4 separate regions of the Homo sapiens genome follow, and all the other regions are linked to region 3. Evidence: read pairs that join two places in POLR2A ChIA-PET (ENCODE). Cell type or tissue: MCF 10A. All regions are shown on one strand. Region 1 overlaps RBMS3 (RNA binding motif single stranded interacting protein 3). Region 2 overlaps AZI2 (5-azacytidine induced 2). Region 3 overlaps RBMS3 (RNA binding motif single stranded interacting protein 3). Region 4 overlaps RBMS3 (RNA binding motif single stranded interacting protein 3).

Region 1 (5,000 bases), 450 kb after region 3:
TCATAGAAGTAGTGGTTAATGGTAATAAAAAAGAATATACACATTTGCCTTAGTTCAATTGCATTAAAAGTTTATTGGTCGGCCGGACGTGATGGCTCACACCTGTAATCCCAGCACTTTGGGAGGCCGAGGTGGGCGGATCACTAAGTCAGGAGGAGATGGAGACCATCCTGGCTAACACGGTGAAACCCCGTCTCTACTAAAAATACAAAAAATTAGCTGGGCGTGGTGGCGGGCGCCTGTAGTCCCAGCTACTCGGGAGGCTGAAGCAGGAGAATGGCGTGAACCCGGGAAGCAGAGCTTGCAGTGAGTCGAGATCGCGCCACTGCACTCCAGCCTGGGCTACAGAGCGAGACTCCGTCTCAAGAAAAAAAAAAAAAAAAAAGAAAAGTTTATTAGTCTTTCTAAGGAATGATGGATGGAGAGCTTGGCTTTCATTGATCATTTTGTCTATGATAAACATTCTGCACAAGACATCAGTAAAAAGAAGTAATGCCCCTAGTGAAAGCACTTTCAAGAGCATTTTGGAGATTATTATCTAGATTGCAGTTTAAACAAAAGTTTCTCTATTTGTACAATGTTTCTCAATACTCAGAACTTACCATATTTGTTACTTTCCTTCCCTTAGCAACAAGAGCAAGACCCAACAAACCTATACATCTCAAATCTCCCCATTTCTATGGATGAGCAGGAGCTTGAGAATATGCTGAAACCCTTTGGACATGTCATTTCCACAAGAATACTAAGAGACGCTAATGGAGTCAGCAGAGGTGTTGGCTTTGCCAGGTAAAATTCTTTCTTTGTATGTAATCGTTCTTTCCTCATTGTTCCTTTTAAATTCCATTCCTTTTTTAGTACTAGAGCCCAAAGCAATAGAATATGCAAAAAAAAAAAAAAAATTAAAAGTAGCTTATCAAATCTGTCATCCCTCTGTGTCTTTGCTTGGAGCTAAATAATTTCAATGTAATTATAAATAAACTGTGCTTGTTCAAATGTACGTAGAATGTGTTTATGTGTCTTGAGTCATAATAACATACATACTCAGTTCCCAGTCCTCTCTGTGCCTGTGGATCAACAAAATCAGATGCTGCCAATACCTGACAGAGACAATAAATGCCCAGTACCCCAAAGCAAAAGAGCCCATGTGGTGAACAAAGCATCTAAGTGTTTTTGCATTGATTTCCAAAAAAGGGTGCTAGCATTTCTCAGTAAAGAGAAAATAAAAGAAAGGAAACATTTAGAGAAACAGGAATTACTGAGAAGACCCAGCAAACTCAGAAATACAAGGGAGGTCAAGAAGCCATTTGCATTTAAGAGGCCCTGGCTATGTTTTTGATATTTTAGGCAGAACAGGGGAAAAAAAAATATTCCTTTCATTGTAAGAAAAGGAAGAGTAATTTTCATTTTAACTTTGAAGGAATGTTTACAAAAGAGGATTTCAGCCAGGAATGGAGTTTAAATAGTTGTACCTGCTGTGCTTTCATGAAAAACAAAGCTAAAGAGACCACAGAGTAAAAGAAACTGCTCAATGACAATGAAGAAAAATAAGTCTTGTCTCTATGGCTTGGTACATTTATGTGTGTCTCCAGCTGATTTATCATGGATGAATGGATGGATGTTAAGTGTTATGTGGAAGTCAGCCCATTGCAGACAAGTTTGTTCATCTAGGGCCAGGCAGGGTGGCTGACGCCTGTAATCTCAGCACTTTGGGAGGCTGAGAAGGGCAGATCACAAGGTCAGGAGTTCGAGACCAGCCTGGCCAACATAGTGAAAACCCATCTCTACTGAAAATACAAAAATTAGCCGTTGCGTGGTGGCACATGGCTGTAGTCCCAGCTACTCGGGAGGCTGAGGCAGGAGAATCACTTGAACCTGGGAGGCAGAGGTTGTGGCAAGCCGAGATCGCGCCACTATACTCCAGCCTGGGCAACACAGCGAGACTCCATCTCAAAAAAAAAAAAAAAAGAAAAACCATTCCAAACTAACTTCCGTTAACTCACTTTAGAAGATAACAAATCGTCATGTATATGTTAACTAATCTCTAACTTTATTTCCTTGGAGTTGTGGTTGTGGACCATGTGTGAAAATTCTTCTTATTCTCCATAATGTATACATAGTAAACCAGGAGACAAATGCAAGGTACATGCTTGATGATTTGAATAGAAATAAACAGAATGAAGAAAATCTCCCTGACTTGAATGTGTGCATGAGGTATTCAGGCTTTCAGGACATTGACAACTGTTGATTTTCATGGCCAAGGCAGAGCTTATGACACTACTTGGATCTCTGAATTTAGCCAATGCAGTCATTCTTATATAGTGTGCAACTAGCTATTGGAGGCCTGAGCGATGTGGGAGTTCACTGAACCAACTGTCATGTTTTACTTTACATACCATACACATTCCTTTGGTTCTTCCCCCATCCCTTGCCCTCCAAAAACTCTCCAATAAATTAGTTTCTCCTTCATTTGGACTCTTGCTGGGAAATAAATGCATTTCAAATTCATTAAGAGCACATATTTCCAAGAAGACCTACAGTGATATTTTTTTCTTTAAACAAAGGATGTGTTCGTACAAAGTATATTAGTTTCCTAGGTCTGTCATAACAAAATGTCACGGAACAGTGGCTCATACAACATGAATTTATTTTCTCACAATTTTGGAGGCTAGAAGTCAGAGGTCAAGATGTCTTTATAGCTGGCTTCTTGTGACACCTTTCTTCTTGGCTTGTAAATGGCTGTGTTCCCCTTCTGTCCTCACATGGTCTTCCTTCTGTGCATGCCTGTGTCTTAATCTCTTAAGAGCACCAAGTCATATTGCAATAGGGCCCACCCTAATGGCCTCATTTTAACTTAATTACCCCTTTAAAGGGGTAATTACAAATACAGTCACATTCTGAGGTATTGGGGGTTAGGACTTCAACATATGAGTTTTGTCGGGTACACAATTCAGTTCATAACACAAAGATTGAACTATTCATTTCTCTCCCATTTATCTTTTCTATACAATGAGAGTTTGCTTAAAATGAGGCATATTTTTCTTAAGTACAGAGTCAAGTAATATATATTCTAAAAGGCAGAACTATAATGCTGGTATATGAGATCATGAAAGAATAAAACTTACAAAGTTATTTTTCTTTAGGAACTGAGGGAGGGTGGGAATTTTACATTTTAGCTCTATTCTGAATGCAGCCTCTCTCTCTCCTCTGTTGCATTTTGCATATAGAAGCCACAGTGAGCCCTTCAATATTCAAATCTCATCATGTCAGGGTCCTGCTTACAATCCTTCAACATTTCACTTGCCAACCTCTCCAGCATCATTCTTGATATTGCTCGCCTTCCTGGCTTTGACTCTGTCTCATGTTCAGGCACAAGCTGCCCTTCTTGCCTGGTTATACTTTCCATGGCTCTTCTCCTGACTTCTGCCTGCTCATCTCTCAGGCAATGGCTTAAACATCTTTTCTTCAAAGAATTTTTCGCTGACCTCCAATCTTTGGCTTTGGACAAAGTTAGGTGCTCTTGTTATAGCTCCTATAAAAGTTTTGTTTTTTCTTTCAAATAAAATATATCACGATTACAATGAATTCATTGTTTAATTTCTGTCTTCACCAAATGGATTGTACATTTCCTTGGGTCAAGTTTTCTTTTTCTTTGTTGGATGGATGACTAGATATGTGGCTAGTGGATTTCATAATTACCGTTCTGTGAAGTTTCAGAATAGCTAAATTCATTGGTCTTTTACAACTTTGAGCTTCAAATATGAATTAGCAGTCACATTCCAATTCTGAAATTTAGGTATCTGTATTTCAGAAAGTGCCATGTGGACTGAAAAGGCAAACATAGGTTCAAGTCAAGCCACTGATTTCTTATGCCTAAGAAATAAAAATGAAGTGTGAGTCTGACTATCTTTTGAAAGAAGCCAGGAAACCAACACAGAAAAAGTATTTCGTTCTCCATGTATCTTAGATTTTAAATTTTGAGGAGCAGAATCCCATATAATTAGCCTAATTTGATGGGGTGAGAATATATTTTTAGCTGTACCATAAATAGATCTGCCCAAATTCCTACTTCCCTATAACATTGGCTGTGCATTTTCTCAAGCAATTATGGCTTTTGCCTTAACTAATTTGATCATTCACAACTTAATTCTTGCACAAATGTTTCTCCTTTTAAAAATATTATCCTGTCCCTTTTCCACTCTGCTTTTCTCATCTGAAATTTTCCCTCTGAACCACAAAACAGAGATGATTTCAGTCACCATTTTCTTGATTCTTCCAAGAATAGCACATAGCAAGTGAGAGAAATTATTGTATTACATGAGGATGTCTTGGGACAGTGGTTCTCAAAGTGTGGTTCCCAGATCAGCAGCTTCAGTGCTTCCTAAAAACTTGTTAGAAATGCAAATTTCCTGCCCCCAATCTACCGAATTAACAGTCTGGTGGTGAGGGTGTTCAGCAGTCTGTAATCTGTGTACTAACAAGCACTTTAGATGACTCTAAAAGCACTCTAAAGCTTTGCCTTAGGTCATTAGTACTTGTTCTTAGGACCACCTGAATGATCTGTTAAAACTCTGATTGCTGGGCCCACTCTTAAAGTTTCTGATCCAGTTGGCTTGGGGTGAGACTCAATTATTTGCATTTCTTTTTTTTTTTTTTAAATTTTATTATTATTATACTTTGAATTTTAGGGTACATGTGCACAATGTGCAGGTTTGTTAGATATGTATACATGTGCCATGTTGGTATGCTGCACCCATTAACTCGTCATTTAGCATTAGGTATATCTCCTAATGCTATCCCTCCCCCCTCCCCCCACCCCACAACAGTCCCCAGAGTGTGATGTTCCCCTTCCTGTGTCCATGTGTTCTCATTGTTCAATTCCCACCAATGAGTGAGAACATGCGGTGTTTGGTTTTTTGTCCTTGCAATTATTTGCATTTCTAACAAGTTTCCAGGTGATACTGACACTGCTGATATGGGAACCACCCTTTGAGAACTATTGC
Region 2 (5,000 bases), 950 kb before region 3:
CTTTACCCTTTGTGGTAGCTGCTCTTTGTAGGATAAAAATGCTCTTATCTGAGCTGAAAAAATACAAACTAAGCTAAGTTAAAACTTTAAAACTCAAAAATAAAAGGATGACTGAAGAATATTCCTCATACATAAAGCCAAGTAGATTGGTGCTTTATATTGAATCAGCTACCTTACTTATATATTCTGTAACAGTTAGATGTGTCACAATTATACATGGAAAGGTAAACAGAAAACATCAGTTGATCAATTAAAAGCATTATTCCTATTACATGTGTTAAAGAAGAGAAAGAATGTTGAAGTAAAGATTTCAGCCTTGGTAAAGATATTATTAAACCTATTGGACAATGTTCCAGAAGCTTCCTCCTTTGATACTTAATTTCCTTTGTTGGTATATCTTTTTTTTTTTTGCCCAGATTTGAAAATTCTGAATAAAATACATACAGCTATGGAGGTAAGTAAACCTGAAAATGAAAGAAAAATATTTGGAATATAACTCCAAGTTGTTAAATCCTCTCCTACAAATATTTACCAAGTACATGGTATGTGAAACACAGGATAAGTATAATGCCCAGAGTTTTCAGATTAGCAGTGAGTTATTCTTGGAAATTTAGTACAATCATGGAAGACAGGACAAAAAGTATTCAAAATTTCAAGTATTTTGAATTATTCCTTATGTCACAAACGCAATGAAGGTAAAAGATAAAAATTACCTTTTCTTCCAAAAATCTTATTCTCTTCTTTAACAAAGAGTTCTCTTTCTCTGAATCCTTAAGTCGTTTTTTGATGTCTTCATATGCAGTGACAAGAGCAAAATGGGAAGCAACAGATTCATCTCCTGAATATATTGAAACTGGAGTCACTGTATCTCTCTTATGGGCTTTTTCATGATTCAGAATACAGATATCATCTTCTACCAGTGCATCCATGACAACTGTTTAAAAGAAAAAAAATATGAGTGACAAATGTCTCACTGAATAAGTGAAAAGGAAAAAAAGTTATAGTTAAGAATAATGTAAATACTAGGACAATGTTTAAAAACCAGACTGCCTGGGTTGTATTCTAAACTCTACCATTTAGTGTCTGACTTTGGGCAAGTTGCTTAACCTCTATGCCTCAGTTTCCTTATTTATAAAGTACAAGAAATAACAGCAAATACCTCATAGAGTCTTAAGAATATTAAATTATATCTATAAACCACTTAAAACCATAATTATTAGTATGTTCTATAAAAATCTGAAATATCAGTTTCATTAAAACAATCAAAATTTTTTAAAATACTTCATCCCCAAATATATCTTCTCCTAACATTTCCACTTAGATCTATTAGTAGCAAGTTTCATAGCTTCTCAATTTATAAATTTTCAAAAGTTCTTTGAGTATAATTCATTACAACAACATATTAATATTATATTATAGAAGTCTTAATGCATACTCTATCTTTCCATACCAGTAATTGGCTATGTTTGTTGTATATTTAGAATAGAAGACAAATTAATTAACATTTGAGTGTCCAATATGTCCCACTATAATGCACTACATTCTTTTAATATTATCTCTTTTAATTATCTGAACAATTCTATGAAATATGTATCATCTATATTTTATAGGTAGGTCTTAGAAAGTTGAATTAGCCCTGTTAAATCTAGAAGAATGTTAAGCTCTGTGAGGGCAGAAGCTTTGTCTGTTTTGCCCATCATTTGTGTCCCCAACTCATCACTGTGTAGAAGTTGCTCAATAAATATTGATTACTGAATGAAGAGTGGGTAGAGTAGGATTCAAATCAAACTCTGACTCCAAAACCTAAGAGAAGAGCTCGTTACCTTCATTGTTTAACGAAAAACTGACTTGCTCTGAACATCTACTTTTGCTGTTAGGTTCAGCATTACTTCTCTGAGAGTTAGGTTCCTGAAAAACATGATGGAAGGAGAAACTGTGGCTAAAACCTTTTAAGACCTCCTGGGAAAAACAGAATAAGAGGGACTTTAGACCATGCAAGAGAACCTAAAAAGTCCTTTTAAATATTTTTTAGTTTAAAATAAAAAACTAAATATAGCACTCTAAATAAAGATTATCAATTGAATTTCATGTATCTTAGATCAGTAATTATTACTAGAAAGTGAGTTTTTAACTATCCCTTGCTTGAAATAAAATTTGGTTACTTACTAATATCAGTCACTGTTCAAGAACATTATAGATGAAGAAACTGAGGTAGGAGGAATTTAAGTATTTTTTCCAAAGTAACATAGTAAGTGGAGAGTTGAGATGTAAACATAGGCAATTTAACTACAGCCACGTTTCCAACCCGTGTTTCACTATGCCTGCTTTCTTCCAAAATGTCTAATCTCCCTCCTGTGTCAACTAATCCCTTTAACATTTCTTTTGCCTTATTTCAGATCACATGAATACTAACAAAAGGTTTTGTGTTTTTCTGGGTCTGGTCTTATATCATTATATTTTTGCTTTTCTAATTGTACAATTAAAAACTTCCAATTGTCAACTAAAGCAACAGCTGGGAGCATCTAAGCAATTTGTATCTAGAATTATAAGAAAGGCAGGTTAAAATAAATGTGTATACTACAAGTCTTGAGTAGGTAAAACCTGCCATCCAGTCAATCTTCATTAACATCAATTTAACATTTTCTAACCATACAGGACAACTCCCACTCTTAAGGTACAATCTTTCCCAGTTTTTCAATAAAGTCCAAGAACAAGAATAGACTATGCTATCTACAGTATACCAAAAAAGTGGCGGATTCTCAGAACCATAATTACTCATGCTGCTTCTGATGCAAGCTGCATTTTCTCCTAATGATGAAAAGTTTAACTTTTCTTCCTCTAAAAGAGTTTACTTTTCAGTCTCCAGATTCAATGATATTCCAAAATAAGAGCAAACATCATTCCAGTCATGCTACTGCTAGCTGAAACTCTCATTATTTCCTTTCAAAATAAAAGTGCAGGTTATTCTCATATTGCAAACTGAAAGTATGCATATATATCTTCATATAAGACTCTTACACATGCACACACACACACACACACACACACACACACACACACTCCCCTTAAAAGTAGAGCAAGTAAAATAGTCACAGACGGCTAGGTAAGTGGTAGAATGCAGCCTGGTTTAAGGAGAGGTAAAATTGTACCCACAGTAGACATTTGACTTAAATAATTTAATACTCAACCCAATGGGCAGGATTTATTCGATGTGGATTTTTTCTAAAGACAGCTGAAAACAAGAAATAACATAAACTGCTCTGCGAAGTCAAAAACAGATACCCTGCAGTTTGTGTATTTTAAGGATTGGGCTCACGCACTTCTGTTTTACACAAACTTCTAACTAGCTCAGCTGGGATTTACTTGTTCATTTTTATCATGAAACAATCATTTACACAGCAAGGAAAACCCAGAGAGGCAGAGTTGTGCAGAAAAATTATTATTATACCATAAAGGTAGGTAATAAATTTGAAACAACAGAATGTTATGGGGGGTCTGAGGGATGGGGAGAAAAAGTGGTTTTCAAAGAAGATACCACAAAAGAGCAAATGTCTCTTAAGACTGTACTCTCATGTGAAGAGGATGGTTATTTTCATTGTACTGTACTTATTGTACTTACACCTTTACAGTTTGTTAACTTCCAGCAGGGGAACAAGTTCAAAGATCTAAGTGTGGGGAGAAAGGTTGAGAAGAGGAGTGGCAGGAGATGAGATTAAAAAGGCAGGATGGAGACAAACTGAGATGGTCCTTCCTGGTAGAGGCACTGTGGATTTTGGTGCTTATTCTGCTGAATTTTAAAAACACAGGCCTGGACATGATTAAAGGGTGTGAATACTTACAATGTTGATTTTTTTTTTTTAATTCACAACCAGTGAACTACTTAGCATTATGCTAAATGTTTACAAACATTATCCCATTTAATTCTCAAGACTACCCTATGAGGTACAAAATCTTATCAAACTCATCTCACAGATGAGAAAACTGGGACCTGGAAAGGTAAAGAAGCTTAGCTAGGATCACTTAATTAGTATGAACCAGGACTTGGATTTTAGAGCCTGAGCTATTAATATTTTCCCCTCTCCAATGAATCTTTTACAAAATCTTACACTCCTACAAATCTAGGAACCCCTCAGAAGGCTTACAAAAGTACTTTACATGGAAGGGGGTATATTGATACAATAATGTCACATTTTATACAACATGATAGCTAGTCATTTTTAAGACAATATGAGTAGTCAGACTGGTTTACCTATTGATATGCTACCTTTTTATTTATAAATCAAAAGTTGCATATATTATGTAAGAAAACAATGGCATAAAAGGATTTTTCAAGTTTTATACCATTATTCTATATATTTATTCTATACACTATAAACATTACTTAGAATACGCGGAAAAGCAGCATCAAATTGCTTATCTGTCCTAAAAGTTATGTAAGAAATAGCCATATATTAAAACACACAATGTGCTAGCACCACATATATGTATCAACTTTTATTGTTTTAAAATAACTGTCATTTAAATTTGTTATAAAATGGAAAATTAAAATTTTAATTACTATCCCTGCAAAAATTAATATGAAATCACAAGCATGAGAATATTAATACTTATCATATTAGTCTGTACAAACCAGACTTCTGGAGAGTAAAAGCTACAGGTCCAGGGAAAATGAGATCATAGAAAGGAAACAATACAAGGCAGATATCCCATTATATTTATTAATATAATGAAAGGAAAACTGTTAGCAAAGTAAAAAGTAGGCTATGTGTTGCCTTTGGTGTTATTGCTACGCAAGCATCCTTTATAAAATGTATTTCTACAGAGAAGTAAAGGGAGCTGTGGTAATCAGTCTCATAATAAAGATTCAGTTTTAAACACTTTTGTTGCAATGAAATGGCTGTGTGTGTGTATCCAAATCAGCTGGCCCATGAAGTCTGATTTTCTAGATAAATGGTAAAAGTGTAACTGGCTATTATTCTATTTGACAAACTAGACCAAGC
Region 3 (5,000 bases):
ATCATTGAAAATTATGTTGTAGAATATTTAGTGATGGGGGAATGTTTATAATACATCAAATGGTTAAAACAGTTAACTATGTTCCTAATATTATAAAAGCATAAAGAATCCAAATATAGACATATAAAAAGGCTTAAAGAAAATATATCAAATTCTCAAGGAAAATAAAAAGTAAATGGAACCCGGAATTTTGTTTCATGAATGATAAATACAAAAGTGAGACTCGACTACATGCCTTATTAGTCAAGGGAACCCTAATAGTGCCCTTTCCTGTTGTGTGGAAAGTAAGGTATAATAGGAGAAAAGTAAATCTAACAATATTTTAAGTTTTAGGAGCTGACATTTAAATTTGTTTTAGACTTAACTTTCCTATCATTATATTGTGAGGTTAAGAAATTGGCATATATTACATTCAATATGCTAGATGCAAATGATCTTCTGGTCATCCCACTCTTAGCTGATAATTTTCAAGCTGAATATAGATCATGCATAGAATTTAATATGGATTTTTTTAGAGACAGCTTATTGTTTTTTAATCCTGTGTACTACTACTTAGTCATTTTCCCTGACTGATGACAATTTAATGAAAAGTGAAATAAAAAACAATACTAACTATCTGGTTTTCTGGAACTGGTTAAAATATATTGAAAGTTTTTCTTATGTATGTGAGTCATATTTGAGGCTATTGTCGATGTCTGTAAATTCTCATGTTGCTTCTTTTAACACTTGTCAATCATATAAATGGTATTCTGACACCCAATATATAACTTAAAATTAAATAACTTAGAATTCAAGCAAATATATTTTTTAACTAGTTTTGAGTAGGTGAAGTATTTGAAGTATTTAAGAGACTTGGAATGATTTTGGTGACATTATTTGCTAATAATTAATCTCATCTCCATCTTTATGTAAAATTTCAGATTGTTTTCCGGGATACTCAACAGATAAATATGTGACAGACCTATGGCCTTTAATTTCTTCTTGAAAGATGAGAAAACAACATTTCATTTTCTTTGACTTGGTGGGAACTACCCTTGGAGGGTGGTGACAGTTCATGGATTAACCCTGGTATCCTGTCCATTACCAATGTACACCAATTCTGACTGCATCTTTAGAAATAAGAATATTGCATTTTTAGTCTAAGGTAGGTAGGGAATCCTGGAAAGGATAAAATTCTGATGTCCTTTTCTCAATGTATTTCAAAAAAATTAACCACTGCTTTTAAACTTTATTATTTACCTGTTTAGGACAATTTGGCTTCATGTTAGCAATGGAAGTTTCTCTTTCTGACTCGTGTTTAACTTTGTTGTTGAGCTGGAAAAACACAAGAAAAGGCCAGTGGGAATAGATGAAAGAACATGCAGGAATTTCTCTTCAAGTTTTGCTATTTCCTGTAACAATAGACGCTTTTTGAGGCCTCCATTCCACATCCAAAGACACATATTAAAGTGCACTAACATTCAACACCAAATTTAATTATTTCACAATAATATGTTGAAAAAGCTTTTATAATTTTGCTCCTGAAACTCTGTGTCCAAGTAAATTTAACTGATATGTATCTGTGAATTTGGAGACATCTTGCATACATGAATATTCTTGCGAAGTGAAAAAAACCTAATCTACAAATCTTTTTCAGGTACAAAGAGATTATTAGAAGACTAAGTGGAACAATGAATAAAGTTGACAATGTATTATGTTTTTTAGATATGCATATAAATGTTAATTGATTTGGGTTTTGCAGTTTTTCTTTTCAGAGTTTGGAGTTAATGCATTTGTTTCCTTGCACCAGTGTTTTTGTAGGTCTTTAAGATGGTCAGAGCATCTAAAAAGCTGGCCATATCTTTCACTATTGTGGCCTTTTGGCACTCAAAATATCTCTGTATTTTAGTAATCCCAAATTTCCGGGGAGGGACATGTGGTAGAACAGCACAGTGTATTGGAAAATGTCATTAACATTCTTTGGCTAAAATATTTCAAAAGCAGACACATTGGATTGACCTTTGGCACTGAGAGCAACTGGGAGTTCCAGATCTGGGTGCCAGGTTCACAGAATTTTTTATTGCGTAATTGGTGAAATTGTTTACTAGAGACAGAGCTTAAATGTAACAGGTGTTTCCCTAGGGCACCCTCTTAGGGGAGTAGGCAAGAGGCAAATCAATGGCACAATACTTATTCTATGGCATAATTTTTCTCAATTCTTCTGTCTCAAAATAGGGTCATAGGTTTTTTATATGTATTAAAACTGACATTTCTTCCTTTTCCCCAGTTCCCACGGTTATTTACCTAGGATAATAACATCTCTTGGTGTCTAGAAGTCTCTCTCAGCCCTAGAGAATCTACGTGCCTTTTAAAGAACACATGTCTCTACAGGTATGCACACTGCAGCTAGACCCACTATCACTCTCACAAGTGGTTGGGCAACCTGAAGATACTGCTACTCCAGCCATAAGCCAAGTGTGATGGTTTCCTTCATTTTCATTCTTATCCCAGTGTTACAGGAAAATCAAGATCCCAAGCCTAGACATAGCCATCTTCTCCAATCTTATTCAGGAAATAATTTTTTCTCTCTGTAGCCCCATATATATCCTCAGACCTGAAAATTCACACCATCCCCCAATGCTGGAGGGCGAATTCTCTCATAATCACCCTATGTTTTGATTCTCTATCTAATTACTCAATTTTTCTTCCCAGCCCTCTAGACAGATCTCACTGAATTTCATCAGCAGATGCAATGAATCAGCTTTGATTGTCTCTCTTACACATAAAACAACAACACACACGCACACATACATTCCTGAAAACCTTAACGATTATTTTAATGGTTCAGATTTTCTCTGAGGCTTTACAACCACAGAGAAATATGGAGGTGCAAAGTGGTCCTAAGAAGACACATTCCTGTTCTTTCCAGTTATAATTTATTTAATTTTATTTTACTTTGCTGCTAGTTGGTAGCACAAAGGGGTGAGTCTTACCAAAATAGAAATAACTACTATTTTTTTACTTTCTTTCACAAATATTGTGGTACCTTCTCATGATCTGAGATACATTGACAGTATATTACGCAAGTTAGCTATCTACTCTCTTTTTTATGTCATTCTTGATAGCATCTTTTGGAAATCTTATTGATTAATTCTAATTCATCCCAAATAATTTCATAATAGTCGTTTAAACTGTGAAGAGTCTGATGAACCTCAAAGCTTTTAGTGATGAGGCTGTCAATAGCAGCCTAGTAAAAAAAGAAAAAAAGATGACAGTTCTACAACCTCAACCGGTTATTTATAAGAAACAGGAAGAAAGATAAAATAAAGAGAAGAAAGAGAAAATGAACTAAAGAGAAAGATTAAGGGTATCAGGGCTCAATGTACTTTTGAACATTTCTGGAATTTGACAACTTGTTTTCCTTTCCAAAGGCAATAGATAAGAGCTGTTTAGCAAGGAAAAGGTCATTTACAAACAGAAGAAACATGTTTGGGGAAAATACGTCAATGTAAATTCATAATTTGATGTGGAGGGGTCCTGTAGTTGAGACTTTTGGTCTCTTAGGAAGAAAATTAATGGTTATGTAGACAATTAGTGCTTTATTTTGTTTTTGCACTTGTTGCAGCATTCAGTAATAGCCAGCATTTGCTTTTGTTGTTTTGACTTACTCATCACTAGTTCTCAAGGGAGAACCTGTATAAAAGCCTTCTTGATGCTTTTGATTGGAAAGAGGGATGTTTTTCAGAAAGAGTCATTGGAATCAAGTTTTAAAGTGTATTTTTGATTTTCTGTATCTAACATATTCATATACGATCTGTATGTGCTCACAAATATAACCAGGAGCAATGTTGTTGTTGTTCTGTGTGGAAAGAATCTCATTCTGAGAAGGAAAAAGCAACATTAGTTGTGAACCCAGCAAAGCCGTATTGCCATGAGAACCACACAGTACCAACTGCTTATTAAACAAGAGTGAAGTTTGAGGCCACTAATGTGCCTGAGGACCCAAGGAGCAGGTCAGTTGAGGGTATGGGTGCAGTCATGCTTACTTACTCTGGGCTAACATAAGCCTTTGTTAGAGGGGAGGAGCCTGGTAAAAAGAGTGTCTAGATTTCAACATGGCCCATAAAAGGCTAGCTGCTATTGTTATTATTCGTGGTCCATCTTTTCTGCCAAATTCATTGTATGCATTTCTCCATCCTTGTTTTATTTAGGATGGCTGTCTGATGCAACCTTGCTTTAACATTGTGTCTTCTCCATCTCCCTGTCTTTCCCAGATTGTCCTTCCTAGGGCTAATATTTTTTTTTTCTTTGTTGTAGCTTCTACTCCTGTAGCCCTTTCTTGCTCGCCCTTTCTTCTTCTATTCTCAAGTTTTCTGCTATGGATTTGCCTTCTTTGTCTCTCTGCCCTCTGATCCTTAAATTCTGCTTCCTTCTTTTTGTTCTCTCAGCTTTCAGTCTTTTCTTTTTTTTTTTAATTATTGCTTTTTATATGTTTCTCTCTTTTTTTTACAAGGTACAGTGGGATTGGGTTTTAATTTATCTTTTTTTGCTTAGTTGTAAATTTATTTTTGGCTTTTCAAACATAACTGTACTCTTCCAGATCATATTTGTGTCAGAGTTAGTCTGTAAACAGTCTGAGAACTGGGACCACAGTTTTGATCTCTGAATGCCCTGCAATGTATAGTATGGTGTATGATGCAGATTAAGGTCATAAGAAAAGGTTTTCAGAAGGTATTAGTCTATCTTGTTTTGTGTGTCTTGTACATTGGTCCATTGCTGAAGGCAGTGCTTTTTTGAACCAGAGTTGCTTAATGTCATCTTCACCTCTGTGATGCTTTATGTCAAAAGACATCTTTTTTACATGTCCACATGGATACAATCTCTTGGGGTCCTATCTTTTTCACATTAAGCACATGGGTCACTTGGCTAGTACCCTGAGGCTGTTGGCTTGAGTTGGGTTACATTCCTAACTAATGGGAAAAACCATAAAACACAAGATGAGTTAAGTCAGAAACTAATAG
Region 4 (5,000 bases), 190 kb after region 3:
TTTGTGTTCTTTGTAAGGTATTAGCCCGAAATAGTATGTTAATAAAAGACGTTTTAGTTTGCACAATAGACATGTAAAGTTTACTTGGTGTGGATGCATGATCACAGTTTGATTATCTCTCCGGGGAAAGAAACACTGCCCAGATTACAAGACCAAGGACCAGGTTCTGGATTATTTGTTGTCTGCTCTTTGTAACACTGTGAGACTTCTAGGCTTCTGTTATCATACACAAATGTTAGATGAGAAAGAGCTTGAAGGTCTTAGGTAAGAGCTTGGAAGGGACAAGTGCAAAATCATTGAGCAAAGCATTTTAGAAAGGTGTCTTGTCTGATGAATCCTCTCACCTCTGTTCTTTTTGCAAAGCTCAGGAGGCCTTGGAGAGAAGATTATTGTGTTAGTTTGTTAGAACTGCCATAACAAAGTACCACAGACTGGGTGGCTTCATGAAAATATATTTTCTCACAGTTTTGAAGTGGGAAATACAAGATCAAGGTATTGGCACCATTGCTGCTTCTAAAGCCTTTCTCTTTTTCTTGTAAATGGCTGCCTTCTCTCTACGACTTCATATGGTCTTTTTGTGCCTGTCTCTGCTTATAAGGACAACAATCATATTGGATTCGGGCCTATCGTATAACCTTATTTTACCTTAATTACCTCTTTAAAGGCTCTGTCTCCAAATACAGTCACATTCTGAGGTAGTGAGGATTACAATTTTAACATATTAATTTTGAGGGGACAAAATTCAGTCCATAACAATTATGCATGACTTTGATGACCCATTTGTAGATTGAACTTGTTAAAACTTCAGAATATAAATGGGTTGTAAACTTGTAGGTGAAACGTGGCTGATGTATTCCATCAGAGAGATAGCCCTACAACATTCCAACTGGGTCCCTAAAGCTACAGATATGCTCCATTACCATCCTCAAATGCCAAAGAATGAATGAGCCATCTAGAAGTAGGCAAACAACCACATTTGCTAAAAGGCTAATGTTTCATCCATTAAATAAATGTGATACCTTTTTCTAGTCTGGTATCAATATAGAAGGCATGTGAAAAATGAGTTAGCTGAGAGTTAATTGACTGCGGAGACTCTATTTTCAGTCTCTGCCTGTATTTTTTGAATTAATATACACAGTGGGTGATTCAGCAAAAGGGTTTAAAAATAAATTCTTTATTGAAGGATCCCACCAATTTGATGTCTTCATAATTCATGAAGAGTAGACCCATAATAACTCTATTTTCTCTTCAGCTTTGAAAATAAAAGATGCCATTAGTTTAAATTAGGCTTGTATGTGGAATAATCAAGTGTATCAACAAATATAGTTTGACTCAGATGCTGTTTAAGAATAAATGCCAGAAAAGAACTGGCTATTTCTCTTAAAAAATTAAATATGAAAATTGTATTGACAAGCTAGGGTGAAAGTGTTTTAAAAAGTTGATAGACAATATATACATTTATAAAATTATGAAAACTCAAAAATGTAATAAGCAAATAGTTACTGTAGACTAGCTACTCTTTTAAAGCATACTCTTTAGAATATAAAGAAAATAGAATATAAGAAATATCATTAGAGACCTGGCTGTATTTGAATATAAAGAAAATGTCATTAGAGACCTGGCTATATTTGTAGAATACATGAGCACTCAGGATAGTTGGTGAATATGTAGGTATGGGGTTGCCAAAAAGCATCTTTGCAATGCTGTATTAGGGAGTTCCTACTTTGGCTAGAGAAGGCCCACATAGAAAGAACTATAGTGTAAAATATATTTACTTCATTTATTTATTTCCCTTGAAAAGTTCAAACCCCCAAGGAAGTAGACTGTGGATAGTATTTTATCTCCTCTAGCTGTAAGAAATGAAAGGATAGATAAGTGAATTGGATTTGTCTGAAAGCTTCTGGAGTCAGGAGGCACATGGGACTTGTGCTCAGGTGTCTATTTCCAGGCATTATTCAGCAATTTGGTCACATAATTTTCTCTAATATTAGATTTCTGCTTCCAATGGTGGGTGGCATAGTTGAAGAAAGAACTTTATGAAGACATAAGGTCTTGATCTAAACCCTAAGAAGGGAAAGAGTAAGTAAATGAGGTTATATACCTGAAGGCATACTTTTTTACTTCAGAAATTTTTATTTTCCTTCGGAGTGTATAAAATCATGTACTTTTAATCTGCAGAGTAGTTTTCATTCTAATCTACTAGTATACTTTGATAAAAGCATAATTTCATAGGTATATTACATTCGTGGGTCTCGTGTTTATGGTGGTTACGTCTTTAAAAAAAATCTAAACCTTATTTATCTACATCAGTTGTTGACTTTGCAGATCACAGAGAATACAGAGCCAGTCATGCAGAAAGTACCTGTTTGTCATCCTGAGAGTTCAGACATGAACTGTAACCAGTGGCCCATTAAGTACCTTCTCTTGTTGTTTAAAGCATATCCTAGCTTTGCAAATTAATTGTTAATGCAGAATGTTGTAACGGAGCCATGGAATGAAATTCCTGTTACTCCAGTCATAGTAGATGTTGCGTCAAGTACTCTGAGTTGTGTTCCATTGTTTTGTGATTCTGTGCTGTCGGAAAGTCTGGCCTAGAGAGTGTTTAGAAATAAGGAAATCAAGAAATAGTATGGTTTGCTTTTTTGGACTCTGTGTGTGATTTTCCATTGATAGTAATATTGTAATAATTTCTGAGAAATAAAATTCTTTTTCTTTGTTTATAAAAAAGTTACTTGTCAAAATACTCACAAATGCTTTCCATAAGAAAACATTTAACATTTTTTGCTGTAAAAGTGATTACATATACTACATTTAATGCAGTAGAGGACATTCTTGTAATATTGATACAGTAGGACAATATGCATGCCATTGACTATTGTTAACAGTCCAGTTGTGAGATGAAATCCACTATGAAACACAGTAATGTTTAATTTCATATTTAAGACAGAGCTAAATTTCAGTTTAGAAGGTTCTTATATAAAAATTTCAGGAACACCTTTATAAACCAATTAAGAAGGATTTTTGTCTTAAGGGTTTATGTGCCTGGTGTAAGATAGTTATACCTGATCTAATTTTTCTTTCTTTTTCTGATTTTTACTTCTCACATATTGTATTAATGGTGCTTGGTGTGGAAAAAAAAGATGCAGTGACATTTTCTTCTCTTATCCCTTATTTTCTACTCTAAGATACATATAATTTTGCAAATATTTATTTACCTTAATAGCTCAAACCTAGCTAACATTACAGCTAGTTAATGGGTATGATTGTAGGTACGATGAATCATTGTCTAGTAAAGAGACTGTTCAAATATGATTTTATTTTACTGGTTATTTTCCCAACAGAGAGACTCTTGGGGTGAAATAGAGCTCCAAAAAGAGTGTTTTGGGGGAGATGGGAAAGGGAGGATTGGGAGTTTTTAAAGGGAATAATCTCGTGTGGTAATAGGCATGAGGTAATAGTCATTTTGATAATATGAAACAAACAAAAAAGCTTCGAACAGGTGAGTATCTGTACAACTAGGTAGAGTGAGAACATAATGAAATCCCTAACATTTAAAACTAACGATGTAAACTGTAAATGTAATTATCTTTTAGCAAATAACTTTACATGTCAATTTTCTCAGTGGAATTTTTTGACAGTCTAAGTAGTAATGTTTGAAGCTTTGGGGACAGAATCTTTACCCCCTTCCACTTCTCATCATTCTCAGAGAATGCCGAGGGCTGGAGACATTTTTATATAGCTGATAGCAGGGAGAGCATCATTGGAAGAAGAGCTAACATTAATAATACTTACTCTGTGTCGGCCACTGTCCTCAGCACGTTAGGTAAACCCCATTTTACCTTCACAAAAAGCCTATAAAGAAGACAATATTATCCTCATCTTATATACTTACAAAAATATTTATATCATTACAAATAATTCAAATCATTATTTAAATAAATGTATTTATATTATTATAGATGATCAAATGATGCAAAAAGCACATATTACTTACTTAGCCAACCAAATATACCCAGGCTAAATTAGGATTTGAACCATGATAGTTTGGTGTCTCCGTATATTCTTTTAACTACTATATTACATTGCTCCTGGAGCCTAATATAGTGGATTCCCAAAGACATAAATGTTGATTGAACTAGGAGATTTGACATATTTAGCTTCTCATTTTTGCAGATGAAGAAACTGTGTCTTAGTGAAGTTGGGTTAAACTCTGCAGTGTTACAACACAAGGTGAGAGTCAGAGCTGGATGCAAACCCTGTTCAGTCTAGCACCAAGGTCCATGCTTTCTTCCATGAATCCACAGAGTGCGATTTACTGTGATCACAATCACATGTGATCCTCTTTTGGCTGCCTGTGACAGCCTGACAAGTTTATTTTTGAAGCTCAACCCATTGCTTACATAGGGAAGAACATTCCTAAGTTATAAAGAAGAACTGGTGAAAGGACATCATCCAGGTGTGAAATGGGAATCCAGAGCTTGTTTTCTTGGTTTATGCATGCTCAGTTGTGTGTGCCCCGATGTTCATTAGAGTGTTTTAAGTGTCTTCAATGGGTTACAATAACATGGGTTTTTTTCTCTCTCTCTCTTTCAGGTATGGAAAAATTGTATCTACAAAGGCAATTCTTGACAAAAACACAAATCAGTGCAAAGGTATGTGTAAGGGCATCCGTACCCTGAAATCTTGCCTATGCTATCTGATTAATGGTTCTTCCATTGTGGAGGTCCAGGTACCAGCTGCACAATGATCACAATGCATAGTATGGAAAACCTCTTTAATGATGCCAATGTTTTGATAAGTTGTATTTCTAGTAACATTGCTCATTCATTTTTTTCATTAACAAACAAAATGAAAATCACAAATCAGAACAAGTATCAAATTGCTTCAGCATAAAACTAAATTACCTCCTAACAACTTTGGGGTGTCTGATGTGAATGATATCATCAGTGATGCAAATTGATTTCCTATATAAAAATGAGGAACTCTGGGGAAAACTTCCC

The links. Peaks named below come from ENCODE experiments on the same cell type or tissue, not always from the same donor. Only the 100,000 strongest peaks of a DNase experiment are listed, where the experiment ranks them.
Region 1: POLR2A ChIA-PET joins it to region 3 with 5 read pairs; 4 of 35 experiments call an interaction of 5 or more read pairs at or near these places.
Region 2: POLR2A ChIA-PET joins it to region 3 with 6 read pairs; 2 of 35 experiments call an interaction of 5 or more read pairs at or near these places.
Region 4: POLR2A ChIA-PET joins it to region 3 with 7 read pairs; 3 of 35 experiments call an interaction of 5 or more read pairs at or near these places.

What each region holds. Positions count from the first base shown.
Region 1 is chr3:29,739,092-29,744,091 of GRCh38, forward strand. RBMS3 (RNA binding motif single stranded interacting protein 3) reads left to right here. Exons shown (of 15, transcript NM_001003793.3): 5 at 629-786. Among named protein-coding and RNA genes, the nearest start is that of RBMS3-AS2, 99 kb to the left of the region's middle. In MCF 10A, no CTCF peak of the experiment used is centred here; no DNase peak of the experiment used is centred here.
Region 2 is chr3:28,339,689-28,344,688 of GRCh38, forward strand. AZI2 (5-azacytidine induced 2) reads right to left here. Exons shown (of 8, transcript NM_022461.5): 2 at 714-934. The coding sequence starts at 929. Among named protein-coding and RNA genes, the nearest start is that of ZCWPW2, 6.5 kb to the right of the region's middle. In MCF 10A, no CTCF peak of the experiment used is centred here; a DNase peak (open chromatin) is centred at 2,893.
Region 3 is chr3:29,289,439-29,294,438 of GRCh38, forward strand. All of the region lies in intron 1 of RBMS3 (RNA binding motif single stranded interacting protein 3), which reads left to right. Among named protein-coding and RNA genes, the nearest start is that of RBMS3, 11 kb to the left of the region's middle. In MCF 10A, no CTCF peak of the experiment used is centred here; DNase peaks (open chromatin) are centred at 2,043, 2,703 and 4,113.
Region 4 is chr3:29,483,848-29,488,847 of GRCh38, forward strand. RBMS3 (RNA binding motif single stranded interacting protein 3) reads left to right here. Exons shown (of 15, transcript NM_001003793.3): 3 at 4,594-4,652. Among named protein-coding and RNA genes, the nearest start is that of RBMS3-AS2, 160 kb to the right of the region's middle. In MCF 10A, no CTCF peak of the experiment used is centred here; a DNase peak (open chromatin) is centred at 2,524.